Regions from separate parts of the Mus musculus genome. Here region 2 is linked to region 1. A link is a loop called in an ENCODE intact Hi-C map of the cell type or tissue named here. Cell type or tissue: left cerebral cortex. All regions are shown on one strand. Links, peaks and the distances in the headings refer to the core of each region. The heading gives the core; the rest is flanking DNA. Region 1 holds the start of Spata1 (spermatogenesis associated 1). Region 2 holds the start of Ctbs (chitobiase).

Region 1 (8,333 bases), core at 208-8,207:
ATGCTGCTTGTGCCAGCACTCCACAAACACATGGCTGCTGGTGGCAGTGGACTCTTGAGTCTCCCGTGCTTCTAGTTACAGTTATTACATCTATTTAGCACTCTGATATAAATAAAAACATTAGTCTTTGTGACTTCTAACCTAGTTTTCAGTAGCCTTCAAAAACAAGGAATTTGGAATGCCAGTCAGGACCACAGGGACAGACACTGTCAGTGCTACAGATAAGAAGACCTAAGTGTCTTCCTTTGAATCAAAGGGGGCGGTGTGAACTTACCTCAAGATAGATGACTACAAAAAGGAGCAGACTTTCTGGGGTCTGAAGGGATTCGTACTTGAAGACACTCCAGTCAGCAGAGGGTCATGTTGAGCATTCTGCAGACAGAACTGTTTCAAGTCTGCAGCTGCCTGGGAAACCTATGACAGTGAAAGGAGAAACATCTATTGGTTAAGGTTCTGATGATTTTTATAAGTCTGGAAACACCTGAAATAAACATCACTTCAAAATAGCGTACTGCTAACCGTTCTATACTGGCTCATACTCAGGACACTAAGTAAATGAAACTGAATTGCAATGTTTTTTTCCTACTCATCACAAGCATCAAGCGACTCAATAGTATAATCCCATTTACCTACAAAGCACAGCATGTCTTGTTTTTATATGATGGGCTGTTCAACAAGCCCTGACAGCTTGGTTTGGGGAAAATAGAATTTGTTTAGTCTTGTGTAGCCCAGGCTGGCCTCAAACTTGCTATGCAGCAACTGCCTTAAACACTGAACATCTAAGCCTCCTGCCTCTTAGATGGTAATCTGAGTGCTGGGATCCAAATCAGGACTTTCATAGGCAAAAACTCTTAACAACTGAGTCACATCCCCCATTATCTTGTTATTAATATGTAGTATTAATAGTTCAACAAAAAGATCTTAACATTATAGGGAAATGGTCTTGAAAGCAAACTGGAAAAATGCCCATGAACCTAAGGTAACCAGCACAGAACTAAGAATTCAATGTTCTTTAAATTTATACCCATCCATATACTACCTTGCAATTAAGAGTGACATACACCTACCATTTTATATATATTCTGGTTAGGAAATACAGGATATAATAAACAATACTGAAGTCCTATTTGGGTTGTACTATATACACGTATCAACACTGCCAAATCACATTTGTGGCAAATACAGTGTTTCTTGAAGATAGGCTGCTCAGAAAGGTTGTTAGACTGGGCCTGAGTTTGATCTCCAGAACCCACATTTGAGTGGAAGGAGTGATCAAACTCTACAAGGTTGCAGCTCTCTTAACTCCCCGTGTGTACCATGGCATGCATGCTCACATACACACACCTTTTAAATTAACCAGAGCAGAAGTGCCTGGCTCTGTAACTTAAACAGTTGAGTTCAAAGCTGGTCCAGCTACTTGGCAAAACCCTATCTCAAACTAGCTGATTGAACACAAATACCGACACAACAAAGTGGATGGGTAAGCAGACACTGAAAAACTAAAAATGCACTCAAGCCATTTAATTCCTGTGTTTACTCTTAATCTCAGTTATCTCTAAGATTACAACAAATGCCTAAAACCCAGGCCCTAGATGATAGCTATATTGTGACCTAGGGATCAGTCACCCTGGATAAGTTAAACTCAGCTTCAATCTACCTGTGTTTGGCTTATACAACAATTCAGTATAATACGTCTCATGTGACTCATGGACTGAATATTAGAGGTTCCTGCAGTTCTTAAACGCTTGTACAAATAACCCACACCCTGCTTTGCCTCTTAAAAGTGGCTACTGTATGGAAGGTAAAGTATGAGTTTTCAGTGTTACAGCATTTGGTTTTGTTCAAGATCAGCAGTTAGCATGAAGTGCCTGTTAATTCCTTTCCCACACATTTCTCCAAGTACCACGATGTATGGACTGTATCTCTAGGCACAGAATCCTAGGGAAGGAACGGTGAGAAACCTAAGGCTGTTTGACTAACAGTGCTCCAGGCCGCTGGGGTGCACTCCTTTAATCCCAGCAGGCAGAGGCAGGCAGACCTCAGCTTGAGGCCAGTCTGCTCTACAGAGAGTTCCAGGAGAGCCAGGGTTATATGGAGAAACCCTGTCTCAAGAAAACAAAACCCAGCATTCTAAACAGCAACCTTGAGACTTAAGATGGAATGGCTGCTAGTACCCAAGCCACAGAGCAGCCACTATCTACCATCCAGGAGGTTGACACTGCAAAACTATTAGTCAGGCTTCCAAATGTCCTGACCTACCTGAGAGTTTGGTAAAAAAAAGCACTTGTAATTACCACCTAAACGAATACAATAGTAAGTTTATGCTAGCTTTAAAATGTCACACACAAAAAGCACCTAGCATAGGTGTGGTACATGGATGATATCAAATGGCACCTAACCTAATTTAGGAACCTAGATTAGACATGTAACATTCCCAAGTGAGATGAGCCTTGCCATGGAAACTTCAAAAACCTGTTTGTCTGTGGTGGCTCGAGTCATCCCAGTGAGAAGCCTTCAGAAGAATTAGGACGCAAGGCAAGAGAAGCTAGGAGGTAGCCACAGAGCAGGTAGGGTTTTCAAAGAAAAGGAAGTCCTCCTCTGGGAGCTAGCTCACTGCTTTGGGCCACCAGGGTTAAGTACCGCCACTGTAATTACTACACGTACCTGTCTTTATTTCCTCCCCCAACCCACTATTTTTTTCCTTCCTGGCCTACTTTATGACAGTTATTATATATGAATGATGATGATCAATAGATCACTTCAAATTTCAGAGCTCTAATCTGGCCAAGACTAAGTCACTTGGATGAAAAGTGAGAATATGATTAGAGTCCAAACCAAGACTGATTGGGCGTCTCCCTACCCTCCTCCTATGGTTACCACAAGGAAGTTGAGCAGTCTCTGACATTTCTACTTGAGAAGAAAGCTAAATAGAAGCCTTCTCCAAAAGCACGTTAGAAATAAGGACTAGCCTGCTGAATATAAAATCAAATCACCTTGGAAACTGGCAGGGTCTAGCAAGGCGACTTATATTCTTGTTTCTTTTTATAATCACCGGGAAGTGTTTCACATGTAACCCGACCTATTACGTCAGAAAGAGGCCAAATCCGTTTAGGAGTTGAAAAAAATAAACCAAACGGTCCTTAGAGCCAAAGCGTCTGAATGCCTAGCTGTCTACCAACAAGGACAGCCTTTCCCTAAAAGTCAACAGCCCAAGACCCGACCCCCCAACCAGACCGCAAGCTCCCAGGCCAGCGGCCAGCGGTTTCTCGGGTAAACAGACACCCCAGCAAGGTCAGCCGAGCACGCCGCGGCGTCTGCTGCAAACACCTCTTTGTTCGAGGCTGGACCCCCACAAAGGTGGAGTCCGGAGACTCCCGGGACGATCCGCAAACAAAAGTTGCTCATCAGGCCGCCATCCGGAGCTACCCAGGCGGACTCGTGTGTGTTCAAAGGACGAGGGCTGGGAGTGAGCCTGGGTGAGACGTGCGAGACGGAAGTCGCTGGCGAGACCCGCCGGGGCCGCCGAGAGTCGGCGGGCGGCGGAAGGGCGGGCCCCCTCCTCGCCCTCGGCCCACAGCCCGGCCAGAGGAGCCGCGTGTCGGCTCGCGCTTCCCCCCAACCCCGGGGCCCACCGCCCGCCCACGCCCGCTCACCTTCACGCGGTTGAGCCCGGCCTCCAGCCGGAGCTGCTGGACCACCTTCTTCATGGCGGCGACGCTAGAAGAACCCGACATGGCGCTCGGGACAGCCGGGCCGACTCGTCAGTCCGGGCAGGGGGCGGCAGGTCGCGGGACGGCGGGGGCGGGGCTCCGAACTTCGTCGAAGTTTCCGGGGCTGTGCGCGCCGCGCATGCGCGCCGACGCCCCCTCCCCCTCCCCCCGGGACGGCCGCGGGCTCCCCCCGCGCGCGCGAGAGAGAGAGAAGGGGCGGAGCGGCCGGTGGGCGCGGTGGCGACGGGGGCGGTGCGGCCCGACGCCCGGCCGGCGCCTTCCGCCTCTGGAGGGGCTGGGTAGGGCGAGGTAAGAGGACGCCCCGGGGCGGACTCGGGAGCGCGGGGAGGGAGGTCCGCGACCGACGGCGGGGTGAGGGACGTGGCCGCGCTGCCTCGGGGCGTCCGTGACACGTCCCAAGTCCCGCCAGCTCAGCCCTGTGTGAGGCGCCCTCGGGTGAACCGGCGGCGCCGGCCGCAGCTCGCCCAGCCCGGGGCCCAGGGCGCCGTAACGGACCCGGGCCGCGGGACCCTGGACGGTCGGAGGCTGGCCTGTCGCCGAGAGGTGCGAGCCGCCCCGCACAGCTTCCTGTTAGCCCTGTCTTTCTGGAATCTGTCCCCCGTGCTTTTTTAAAAAATAAAGCGTTCGCGTTCGGGGATCGTTTGCTCTTTTGATGTCCCTGTAATTGCTGACTTCGTGCTTGTAACTGATGAACCCCAGAGGGGTTTTCAGAAGGACTCAAAAGTTTAGTAAGATTTAAATTAGTCCTGTTGAGACCTAACATCTCTAAACAGGAGGTTCGTCGTGAGTGCTGTTTCTTTGGGATACTGAGAAAAATGACATGGTTTGCTCTGGGCCAACACATCGCGTTACTGAGCAGTTAATATCAGTTTGGGGTTTTACCCAGTCCTTAACAGTGACCATCTAAGAAACTTGGGTTTGAATTTAGCCCTGGTGTGCTTGGGCAAGCCGTTTAAACTGCCGAAGTTAAAACGCTCCCTGGATTTCTTGGAAAAAAAAAATGAAACGAAATGAAATTATATGTGTAAAGAATACGAAAACTGAGGCTGGAAGATGGCAGTTAGAGGACTGGGGAACTGAGCCCTCGTGCAGAGGACCTAAGGTCACACTTCCCACCACCCACACTGGGCAACTCAAAAGCACCAAGTCCTGGGCTACTGTCACCCTCACTGGAGTCTGGGAACGTTTGCATTCACACACGTACATTAATTAATACATAATTTAAAAAGTGAACGAACAAACCATATTGTTTGAGACAGGGTCTCACTTTGTAGTTCTGGCTGGCCTGAAACTCCATGTAGACCAGGCTGGCCTCGAAACCCACAGCCTTCCAAGCATTGTGATTAAAGGCTTGTGCCTCCAAAATAAATTAATTAATGCAAAATGTAACACAAATATTTTACTTTGTGCCTTGTTACCTGTAATGTATGCTAAAATGCAGATTTCTAAGATTAACGTGTAACTTAAAGTTCTACTTTATATTAGTTACAATAATACTTAAGAACTATGGAATGTGCTGGAAGACATTTCAAAGAAGATTTTACATGGTACAGAACCCATTATTAAGGAAATGTTGAGGAATAAACAAATTTGTCTTAGTCTCAGAAAGTTTATTGTTTTCTTTTCCCCAAACTATTGAGCTAGGAAACCAGAGTGTATTGCTGTCTCACACACCAGATGCTATCATAGTTTTATGGTATGTCAAATAAGCAATACATATTGGGATAGAAAGGAAGGAAAATAAGATTGCCTTTAAATTCATTTACATTCGAAGATATGAGTATTACATACAGTTCATGAACTATCAATATCTCCTAGTAAAAGCTTTTTTAACCTTCCACGATGTTCTAAAATATTTCAAAGGCTTTACCATGTGTTTACATATTAGATGATTAAAGATAGACTTTGTTATCAAAATGGGCCCTGGACTTGGTTCTAAAAAATTCCTACAACATAGGTTTCCCAATTTTTTTTCCTGTTACATACATGCAATACATTTCTTTCTATGGCTTTGCTAATATGTTGTTGGTATAATAATTAGTTTTCATTATTGAATATGGAACTTATAGGGAAATTTTGGTAAAGAAATGTTTGCAAAAGTGTTTAAGATAGCCAATGAAGATTTGTATTTTTAGTCAACATTTATGCATATTTTCACCCATTTTTCAGGAAATGGGGCATTAAGTATTTTTACTCTAAAATGTTACATTTCTGTCCTCCTATCTTACCACATTAGCATTCACCTTATGCTATGAGTTCTGTCTTAAACTCCGAAGGCCAAAATGCTAAAGCTTGATTGCCTGCCTGTGGACTATTGGAAGGTTGAGCCTTTATGGAGTAAGGCCTAGTGGAAGGAAGGCAAACATGCCATTGATAGGGGTATCAGGACATTTGCCTCTTCCTCAGTCTTTTCATTTCATATCAAAAGTTTCTGTCATGTGTCCCTGCCACAATGTACTATACTGCTACAGGCTCAAATCAACAGGTCAAGGCATCATTATAAATAGACTTCATTCATCAATTAGTACTATAAGACTTAAATATACCCTAATGGTATGTAGGTTCAGAGATGTCCCTGGGCACTTCGTTTATTTAACTAACACAAGTTACCTTTTAGGAGGGTTAGTACTTTATTGGGTCACCCGTGTACTAGACAGGACAAAACTCTCAGAACAGAAATAGAACCTGAATTTATCCTAATCAGAGAGATCTGTGTCTTTCTATCATCTGCCATAAGGTTGACTGTATTCTGATTTCTCTTAGTTGAAAGGTATTATCACTACCCGAATGAATCCAAGAACTGGAAAGAATCTTACGCTCAAGTCATTTTCTCATTATGACTGAGGCATAGACCACAGTGAATGGCCTTATATAGTTTGCAGGACTAGAACCCTGCTTTGCTAATGCTCAGTCCCTGTGATTGCTTTCTATGGAGTTCTGATAGATGTAAATATAGCCTCAGTCAACTCCCAATTTTAGTGGTCACATGGGATTTCTAGTACACTAAGTATCTCTTTGTATTTGCTAGCCTCAAACAATAACTAAAAATTTCTCAAATCCTTATTTACTTTGAGGAATACTAGAAATTTTTAAAATTTGATTTTAGCTCTGGAGCTGAGTGTCAAAGTTATTTTTATTTTTTCAGTCACTTGATTTTTAACATTTGGTTCTGGGGGCTCAAACCTAAGGGCTTTGCATGTACTATGCAAGTGATCCCCAACTGCACTGTACCCCCAGACTAAACAACTCACTTTTAGACACATTGGTAATTGTTGATTAAAATTAGTATACAAGATAAGATTGATCATCCGTTCTTGACAGGAAGGTTGTAAGGTAAAATATTGTAGTACGTAGAGGAGTCTATATTAGAACTGTATAGTCCTCTTCGCTTTGCTCGTCAGATTGCTTTATGTTCTAATTGGTATTACTTTGTCCATTTGTCTGGAAATCCAAGTGTTATGTTAGGATTTAGTATGTGAAATGTTTTGGTTAGGATTAACTTGAAATTCTAATCATGCCCAATTTTAATTTAAACTTGTTATTAATTAAATAACAGATTCATTCAAGTTAGTAAAGCATTGAGTGAGGTTATTATTGTAAAGATAATGTAGACAAGTCATGAAAATTGATTCTATGTGAAACTTCAAAACTTCAGAGGCAGGCAGATTTCTGAGTTCCAGGCCAGCCTCGTCTACAAAGTGAGTTCCAGGACAGCCAGGGCTACACAGAGAAACCCTGTCTCAACCCCCCCCCCAAAAAAAAAACCCAAACAAACAAACAAACAAACAAAACTAGAACTATGTCACAGATAAACCAAACAGGAAGAAAATCAAAGGTTGAGAATTTTAGCAGCAAAAATCCTGGCCTTTGTTGCTTATAACTAGTTTTATCTAGCTTTCCTGTTACCATGCATTTGCTTAGTCAATCTGTTTTTAAAATCTATATAACCTCAAAAAAGTACAGCTTTCTCATGGTATGAGCATGTCTAGTGGCTATGATGACTGCTTCATAACGTCTTTCCCTATATTGTTTCCTTAGCAGCTACCAAATTATATTTGAAAACTTTGGGAGGGTTCCCGCCACCAAATCTTATTCCTAACGGACTTAGCTTCCTAACAGGCCCTTTTATTTGTTTTTAGCTATCTAAAACTTCAGTCTCAACCAGGCGATGGTGGTGATACACATATTTAGTCCCAGCACTCAGGAGGCAGAAGCAGTTAGATCTTTGCATTTGAACCCAGCCTGGTCTACAAAGTGAGCTCCAGGACAGCCAAGCTACACAGAGAACCCTGCCTTGAGGAAGGAAAAAAAAAACAAAAAACAAAACAAACAAACAAACAAAAAAAACCACACAGACAGACAGACACAGACACAAATAATTTGGTCTCTATTACTTGTCCAGCTAGAAATGTCTAAACATGACTAAAATAAATATTGCTAAATATTGCTACTTTGCTATTACTTGAGAAAAAGCACACTAGAGTGTAGTTTACCAAAAAACAATAGTGAAGTAGATCTTTATTGATAGTTCTTGAGTTCTCTTAATTACAAGTTTGTTCTGAATTAATATATTTAATATATCTGCATAAAGTTTTCAGTTTC
Region 2 (8,333 bases), core at 299-8,298, 48 kb after region 1:
GAGCCTACAGAGAGTGACACAGTTCCCTAGCACTAACCTCTTCTTTAGTGCCTGAGTTTTCTGCTCTGTACCAGTAAAAGCCAGTTTAGGCCCTCCTGGCTTCTTGCTGCCCACAGTGTACAGTGCTGCAGACAAGAGGACAGAACAAATGCAGTGTTGTATTTTGATATAAATAGAAACCTAGGACCTTAAATAACAGTAACACTCCAGAAAAGGGGTTTTGGGAAATGTGTGCAGAGACTCTTCCACCATTGCTATAAAACTAAGATGTCACTAATCATATTTATGTAAATATATTTTGACTAAAAACCACCACCAACAACAAAAATGAATATTTATTTTACCTGTGATCCCTCGATCTCACGTTGGAAACTCTCTGTGGTTTCTTTGACCAGAGCTGTCAGTGCTTCATATTCAGGTGATGAGCAGTTAACTTCTTGCTCTATGTCTATATTAATCCCATCCATATACTGTGCTTTGGCTAAATCAACTTTCTGAGCTATCCACGATGCTCTGAAGGTAGGATCAATGATATTCTTCAGAGAGATGTCACCTTTGGAAGGAACAGACATATTTACATATGGATATGGATACTTTTCATAGGTAAAACCGTTTACTTCCCAAAGCCACTCCCAAAGAGAGCATAATGTCTTTGAAACACATGAATTTTGGAATATCAAGCCTCTAATCTGCTTTCCAAGTGGAGAAATAGTACCAAATAACAGCCATTGCTTACTAATCTTCGAAATAGTCCCTGTGAGCTAAAATGATCCTGAATTAGAAGCAGAGCTTGTAGACCATTACTCAAGGTCAGCGTGCTATAACTAGGCAATCACATTTGCTCAAAAACAAGAAGTAGGCTTATTTCTTTTTAAAACTGTGTTTGTGGAATAGATTTAGTGGTATCTACAACTAAGGTTTTGAATAAAAGAGGCATAAAAAGGACTATATATAGTAAACAGTACACATTTTTTTTTTTTTGCATTTGCTAGACGTGTGTCTGCTGAAAACATACCTTTTAGCACTACCCTGGCTCCTTTTGAATGAGCATAGCACATAAGTTCTGGGTCATATTTTCCAAAAGCTGCCACAGTTGTAATCTGTGACCAGTCATAAGATTTCCAGGTTTTCTGTCCAACATCAAATACAAAGACCTGCCAGGAAAACAGGGGTAGACACTGGCACTTAAACTGAGGCTATCATACTGACATCCAGATACTTGAACCACCTCCATATGTCAGGCAGTGGGCACTGAGTGTAATACGAAGACATCAGGTTACCAGTGTATTATACTGGTGGTTGCATGGACCTGGAAGAAGTACTGGCTAGTGTTGAGGCCTGAAGACAGAAAAAAACACAGTGACTATAAATGTTCAGTATGGCAGAAACCTAGAATTTAGAAAAAGCATAAAACACAGACTGTTGAATCTGGGGTAATTCATGAAAGCCAGCCCTGTTGAAAAGTTAGTATCCTGAGGGAAATGGGGAGAACAAAACCATTTTTATTTAATAAAACCACCTATTGTAATGGACTCACATGAAAACCTCACTCGTCTAGCTTAAGGTAGCCACTCAGACTGCAACTCCGTGAACTTCTCTACAGACTGGGTGGCCTTTTGGAGCCACGGAGCTTCATTTAAGGTTTCGTACTTTTACTGTCGATTATATTTTTATAAACACACAAGTGTGACCATTGACATGAGGAGAACCACCAGCTCTACATCTGTATGGTTTATGTGTTCTTTGCCTGAAATACTCCTCACCTAATATTTAGACACAAGTATTTTTTCAAAGGAAAAGGAATGCATCCTAGAAAATTCCCTTGTGCTGAAATGAGGAATGGATTAAAGAGGGACCCACACTGGAACCACCGAAGGGGACGAGTTTGGATGAATGTGGCCAGAACTCATGAGTGAGACCTCAGCAAAGGGTGGAGCACCAGAGCTCACAGAGTTTGCTGATCTTCAAGCTTCTGCCTGTTTCAGATGGAGCCATGGACACTGCTTAAGTTGCTACGTGTGCTTTTGAATGAAGCCGACTTAGAAGAGTAGTCAAGTCCAAGTTTAAAGTAGCTAATGTCCCTCCAGTGTTTCTCCCTCAGAGATGATCCTAGAAGCACAAAAGCTTCACTGGCCATGTTCCTTCTACCTGACGGTATTCATTTATGGAGAGAGCTAACCTTAATGAAAATGTAGGAGAGGTGTTTTGCTAGGCGCTAGAGGCACAGAGGTTAACAAATACCAAGATCCATTAGGAAATGACAGTAGCATCAAGGCCTGGAAGGAAATGTAGGGGCCTTGATTCCACGTCCAAGGAATCTGCTATCTAGGTGGTGAAAGAAACCATCCACGATGGCTTCATGGGAGGGGACCTCTGCATTCTGGAGGATGACAAAAGAAGATAGCCTACAGGCGAGTGGGCATTTGCAGATTAGAACAAAGTTCCTACAACTCAGGTTCCCCACAACTAAAAAGAGTTCTGAGATTCTGGACCTGAAAAGGTAGCTACGACACAGAAATGCTGAAAGAGAAAGGAACAATATAAAATTAACTAGGTGGTATTCTCAAGCAGTATTTGAGGACCACAGAATTGTTCATTTTTCTGGAGTTCCATTAGAGTTTCAAGAAGGGGTGGCACATTATACTGGCACTGAAAATAGAGATGTAGGGGCCCACAGGAGAATGGACCAGTAAGGGCTGTGCAGAGCAACAACCATAATTGTTAAGGCTGTCATTGAATATTCGCATGCCTTTACCTTTCCGAATTAACTATGCGCAGTTCATTTTTTTCTGTCAAGCAACCATTTAATAAAGTTACTACACACAGAATGTGAAACTGGATAGCTCAGTGTTTTAATTCTCATATTTAAGACTCAACTTGTTAAAAACAAAACAAAACCCAACTAGGTAGGGCCTGTGATCTAATAGCAACTACTCTCAATCTTGAGAACACAAAGGGAGGGGTGTCAGATGTCCATGGTGGGGAATGGTATCTTAGTGACTATTAACTGTGATGAAACACTGACCAAAGCAACTTGGGGAGGAAAGGGTTTATTCGGCTTATATTTCCATATCACACTGTTCATCGTCAAAGGAACTCAAACAGGGTGGGAACCTGGAGGCAGGAGCTGATGCAGAGGTCAGGGAAAAAGTCTCCTTACCGCCATGGAACCCAGGACTGCCTGTTCAGGAAAGGCACCACCCATAATAGGCTGGGTCCTCCTCCACCAATCACTAATTCAGGAGATGTCCTATAGGCTAACCTATGGCCAGATTGGATGGGGGCATTTTCTTAATTGATTCCTCCTCCCTGGTGACTCTAGCTTGTGTCAAATTGGCATAAAATTTGCCAGTACAAACGGGTTCATTCTCAAAGCATAGGTCAGTCCCCTGTAATTCTGCCACACAAATATATGTAGTGGGGAAGGAGACTCTTATAATCTACACTCTTCTCATTTCAAGAAGCAAAAGGCTAGTGAGGCCTCATTTACTACGAGTTTATGGATGAGTATAATTTTCTTAGCATGTAATGACAAATTCTCACAAATACTATATCACCCACTAAGTGTTGAGTGCCGCAATAAATCAGATTGTTATAAAACCACTTAATTGAGGGGAGGGGCTTTAGGCTGAAACAGCTGAGCAAGTCCCTTGAGTTCCTAGTTAGCCAATCAGAACCAGTCAGCTAATCTCTAAGCAGGTGTCTTAGGGCTTCTTTGGCTGTGAATTAGCACCATGACTGCAAAACTTATAAAGGAAAACATTTCATTGGAGTTGGCTTACAGTTCCGAGGTTTAATCCTTATCATCATGGCAGCATCCAGGCAGCCGTGATGCTGGCGAGGGAGCTCAGAGTTCTAAGCAGCAGGGCAAAGACTGAGCCACTCTAGACCGAGCTTGAGCATGGGAGACCTCAAAGCCCATCCCCACAGTGACACACTTCCTCCAACAAGGCCACACCTGTTAATGTGTCACTTCCTATGGGACAAGCATGTAAACACATGACTCCATGAGGGCCATTCCCATTCAAACTACCACAGTAGGAAAGATCCACCGGACCAGAAACTAAAAGTAACAGCTATCCATTGCCAAACAGCTAATTCTTTCTCTCCCAAAACTTTAATTTCTGATCTTAATGATCTGAGTGCTACTAGTGACCCTTGCTCAAAGAAACGTTAATGCACCTAAATTTTTCTTTTTAAAAAATGTCCAGTTTCCACAGTAGGCAGTCTACAAAAATACTGTCACTATTTTTCTAAACAATGTATGCAAACACAAGCATTTAAATATCTATGTCTCAAAACCAAATATAAGTTTAAGACCCATCAACTGTTCCTTCTTTGTACAAATTTTTTGAGACTGGACCCCCTGACATCGCTGACCCCCAGGTCCAGCCACTGTCATCAACTTCGGTCACGCGATTTTACCAATGCTTCGTGGTAAGTCCGTAAGCTTTATACGCCATTCTGCTGGGTTAAAGAAAAATGGACTCAAATAGCTGTTTTTGCCGCTTTCCTGGGTGGGTGACTGTCCATAAACGAAAGAACTAATCCGTACCAAGTACAAAGGTTAGCAGAACATCCTGCTTTCGGATGTACTTTTGGAGGTGGACACTTTCCTACTAAATGTGCATTGCCTTGGAAACCGAGAACCGGTTCTCCTACCCTCCCCGCAGGTGGCTGAGCGGTTAGCGGGAGGAGCTGGCCTCGGGAATCTGATGAGGCAGGAGCATTACACAGTCTGCGGCCTGGGAAGTTGCCCAACCTCTGAAGGAAATCTAAAAAGAGGAAGACTCTGGTGGTTAAGGCTACTCAGTGAGCGCACAACTTCTACAGCCTTGAGTATCAGACCGACGGGCAAATGAGTGCTGACCTCGAAGTCGGGACGGTGGCGGATCGGTTGGCAGAGAGCAGCCTCGGAGCACGGGCAGTCCCCGGCCGAGAGCCGTGCCAACAGCGGCAGCAGCAGCAGAGTGAATTCCGGGAGGCCACACAGCGCCATGCCTGGGGTGGAGGCTGCGGGAATGACGCCTCTTGAAGGGCGGGCCCTGATGTCCTATGGGCAGGCGGGGCGGAGTCTCTGCTGAGGGGCGTGGCCTGATGCTAAACGGAGAGCGACCCAGCCTGCTGCTTGGTAGGTGGGCCCTAGAAGGCGGGGCTGATGCTGGACTTTGTGGAGAAGTGGGACTTGCAGCCAATTGACTGGGATCCCACCCCGGCTGCTGGGGGCACTACCTATGAGTAAATGTAAGATGTGACAGGGGTCTTCCTTACACTCCAGTGCTAGGAAGGGCTAGGTAAACAGTCTTGACCCGGGTAACTCGCAGGTAACTCTACCACTTTTATTCTCTCCATCACTCTACATCACTCTACACCATTTCATGATTGTGTGGTCTGAACGTTTTCTGCTCATTCATCTTACAATTGATTTTGAATCTCTTGCTTGGCGTTGCTCCCCGCACCCCACCCCTGCCAATATAGCTCAGCACAGTGCTTGGCTTGTAGTAAATAGTACGTTCACTGTAAAACTCCAAGAGCTCCTGTTTTCTTTTTTTAAACTTCAATCGGTTTGAGACCATTCTTTTCCAAGTCTCTACACAGGGTATTTTTTAAAATGTAAAATGGACGGGTGATATTATTGTCAATTTACCAGATGTTTGGTTAAGTGTGTATTGTGATTTTCCAGCATTAAATAAAGAGAATTTAAAGATAAACTCTGTGCGGTGATTTTGCTTGAGAGATATGACCTCAAGAAAAGCCTTTCCTTTGGCTATGAGAATAGGGAAGGGGGCTCTAACAGGGTCATCAGGTCCTGGGGGTGTGACCTGGATTGCTCTGCTCAGCGTGTACTGAATGCTGGAAGGAGAACGCACTTTGAAGATTTGGGCATTTTCTTTGGGGAATTCTTCTGTTTAAGTAGCAACAGGAATAAAAATTCTCTTTATGGCTATAAAGGAAATTGAATGTCATTAAACTCATAATGACAATTAAAACACCCATTATAGCATATGAGTTTAAATTTATTGTACACTCCCTAAACACCAATAAAAATTTAAATGATGTAAATTCTTTTCCCAGAACCAAAATGTTGTCAAAGCAAGGATCTCTCTGAGCTCTCTCAGAAGAGCGGAAAGCAAAGGATACTCGGGAACAAATTAATATATTTCTAATCCTGGCAGACTGGAAAGGCTGGAAACCAGGTTTGCTTTCTTGTCTTCGTTTCTCTTCCTGTGGCTGTGATTAAGAAGTAACTAAGATAGCTTTTTTTCCTGGCTCACAGTTCAAGGTACAGTCTACTATGGCAAAGAGGTCACGGCAACAGGGTCTTGAAGCAGCCGGTCACAGTCAGAAAACAGGATGCAGGCATGCATGCAGATGTTGAGCTGGCCTTCCTCTTCATAATGCAGTCTTGAAACGACCTCAGAAAATGGTGCAGCCAGAGTGGCAGACAGAGTCTCCCCACCACAATTAACTTGATTGTAGATAGGCATGCCCAACATCAGGCTGACGGTTAACACTATCAGGGTCCCTCCTTTAAAGGCTTGATGAACGTGGTGGTGAAGGACTTTTGCTCGGCTACTTTTCCTCTCAGGCTCTGATCTGGACTGAACCCTCACTGTCCAATCAGAGTAGGAGCCGTGTAAAGCAGGTGTGCTTTTCAGCCTTGTCTTACGGGCAGCGAAGCTGACCCACAGGCGGATGTTCCGAGGATCTGATGATGCTAAGTGTGAAGCAGGGGTTTGGCCTGACCTTGCCTTAATAGGTACTCTTGTTCTTCAGGGGTTTTCCACCTAAAACCTGGTATGTGCCTCAGTGGTAAGGCGTGGAGCTAAGATTTCACCCTGGACAATGTAGCTCCACGTCAGCAACCTTAACATGGATGCCAAGTCGTCTCCACTCTCCATCAGGGCGGGGAAGTCTTCAAGCTGCCCCAGAGCCCGTCCTTATCTGGCCTTTGAGCAAGTAATCTGTCGGCTCCTGTAAAACTGCACAGCATCCCCGGGCCACGGCGCCTCCACTCCACTCGGCAATCTCAATGGGTTGGGCAAGTCTACAGTCTATTTTCCTGACATAGAGGAAACTGTCAGCATTAGGTTGACAGTTTAAGACTCACACAAAGCCTGCAGCACAGGGCATCATCCCCTTCTGGAATCACATGGCCATTCTTACCTGGCATTTAAGAGTAGGTCCTCCGGCCTACCTCACACCCATCTTTCCCTTCCATAAGGAGTAGGTTTCAAAGCCAGGAATTGTAGCACATGTCCTCAGTACCAGCATTCAGGAAGCAGAGGCAAGCAGATTGCTGCTGAGGTCAAGGCCATCCTGGTCCACATAGTTCCAGGCCAGCCAGGGCTACATGGTGAGATCCTGTCTTACAAAAACCAAAAGCCAAAAGGAAATAGGTTTCAGCTGTTGCGTGGCTCTTTCAGAATGTTTACTAACCAACCCAGCATTGTAAAGACTAATAATTGCAGATAGTTTCTTAACCTTGGGCTGGAAATTATCTTCTCATTCCTGGCCTTTGATCTGGGGAACTTTCTGGAAACAGGTCTCTCTGTAAGAGTAAGGTACTCTTCACACATTTGAAAACAGACAGCTAACATTTCTGCCTCCTCTGATTTCTAAATCTTTCCTCTCTAGCTAAACAAATTAACTCACACCCCTAGATCCTGACTCATCATCCACTCTAAGGTCATTGTGACTCTAAGGACAGGGTGTGTGGCACTTACAGACATTCCAGCATGAGCAGGTCTATGCAGCATACTGCATAACTTACTTGCAGAAGTAGATGCGCCTTTGTGCCTGTCCTACCCATGTGGGATTATAATAAATCCACTATGAGTAAAAGCCTCTGTCTACGTTGGTTTGGTAGTTAATGTAAAACCCACTCTCATTCTCGCCTTTTACTAATGTTGCAAACCTAACCTGTTTGACAGATTCATCCTATAAAACTGCTTCTTACTAAGTCAGTCCATCCTGGATGCAAAGATTTGGAGACGCTGTGCCTTTCCTGGACTTCAAGTTGAGAGGCTTAGAGAACAGGCTGACAAATCTGCAAACATAGTATTTGCCCGTGTCTTTCGTTGGCATGAAAAGGAATCTGTTTCCACCTGATGGAAACCAATCAAGACTGAGCCCGTCCTGATGGCCAGGTCAGCATGCCAAGGCTGAAGAGCGGACAGAAGCCTTCTGTTTATAGCTCATCTCTAGCACTTTTTACCACAGCCCCCACACTTGGAGATGGTCACAATCTTGTATGCATTAGCATACTAAAGTTGCAATAACTAAGTGCCCTAAAGGAGATGAATGAAGCAATAACAAGATATTTATTGTTC

What was found. Peaks named below come from ENCODE experiments on the same cell type or tissue, not always from the same donor. Only the 100,000 strongest peaks of a DNase experiment are listed, where the experiment ranks them.
Region 2: it touches region 1 in a loop (2.1-fold over the local background); 10 of 42 quality-filtered maps call a loop at or near these places.

The regions. Positions count from the first base shown.
Region 1 is chr3:146,495,341-146,503,673 of GRCm38, reverse strand. It overlaps Spata1 (spermatogenesis associated 1), which reads left to right and starts at 3,881. Exons shown (of 15, transcript NM_001316756.2): 1 at 3,881-4,019. It overlaps Gng5 (guanine nucleotide binding protein (G protein), gamma 5), which reads right to left and starts at 3,838. Exons shown (of 3, transcript NM_010318.2): 1 at 3,654-3,838; 2 at 275-414. The coding sequence starts at 3,734. The coding sequence ends at 289. In left cerebral cortex, for the core only: no CTCF peak of the experiment used is centred there; DNase peaks (open chromatin) are centred at 3,054, 3,388 and 3,937; H3K4me3 peaks cover 2,102 bases; H3K27ac peaks cover 1,746 bases.
Region 2 is chr3:146,447,168-146,455,500 of GRCm38, reverse strand. It overlaps Ctbs (chitobiase), which reads right to left and starts at 5,034. Exons shown (of 7, transcript NM_001293672.1): 1 at 4,871-5,034; 2 at 1,016-1,154; 3 at 345-553. The coding sequence starts at 4,999. In left cerebral cortex, for the core only: a CTCF peak has its summit at 5,006; a DNase peak (open chromatin) is centred at 5,044; H3K4me3 peaks cover 1,267 bases; H3K27ac peaks cover 653 bases.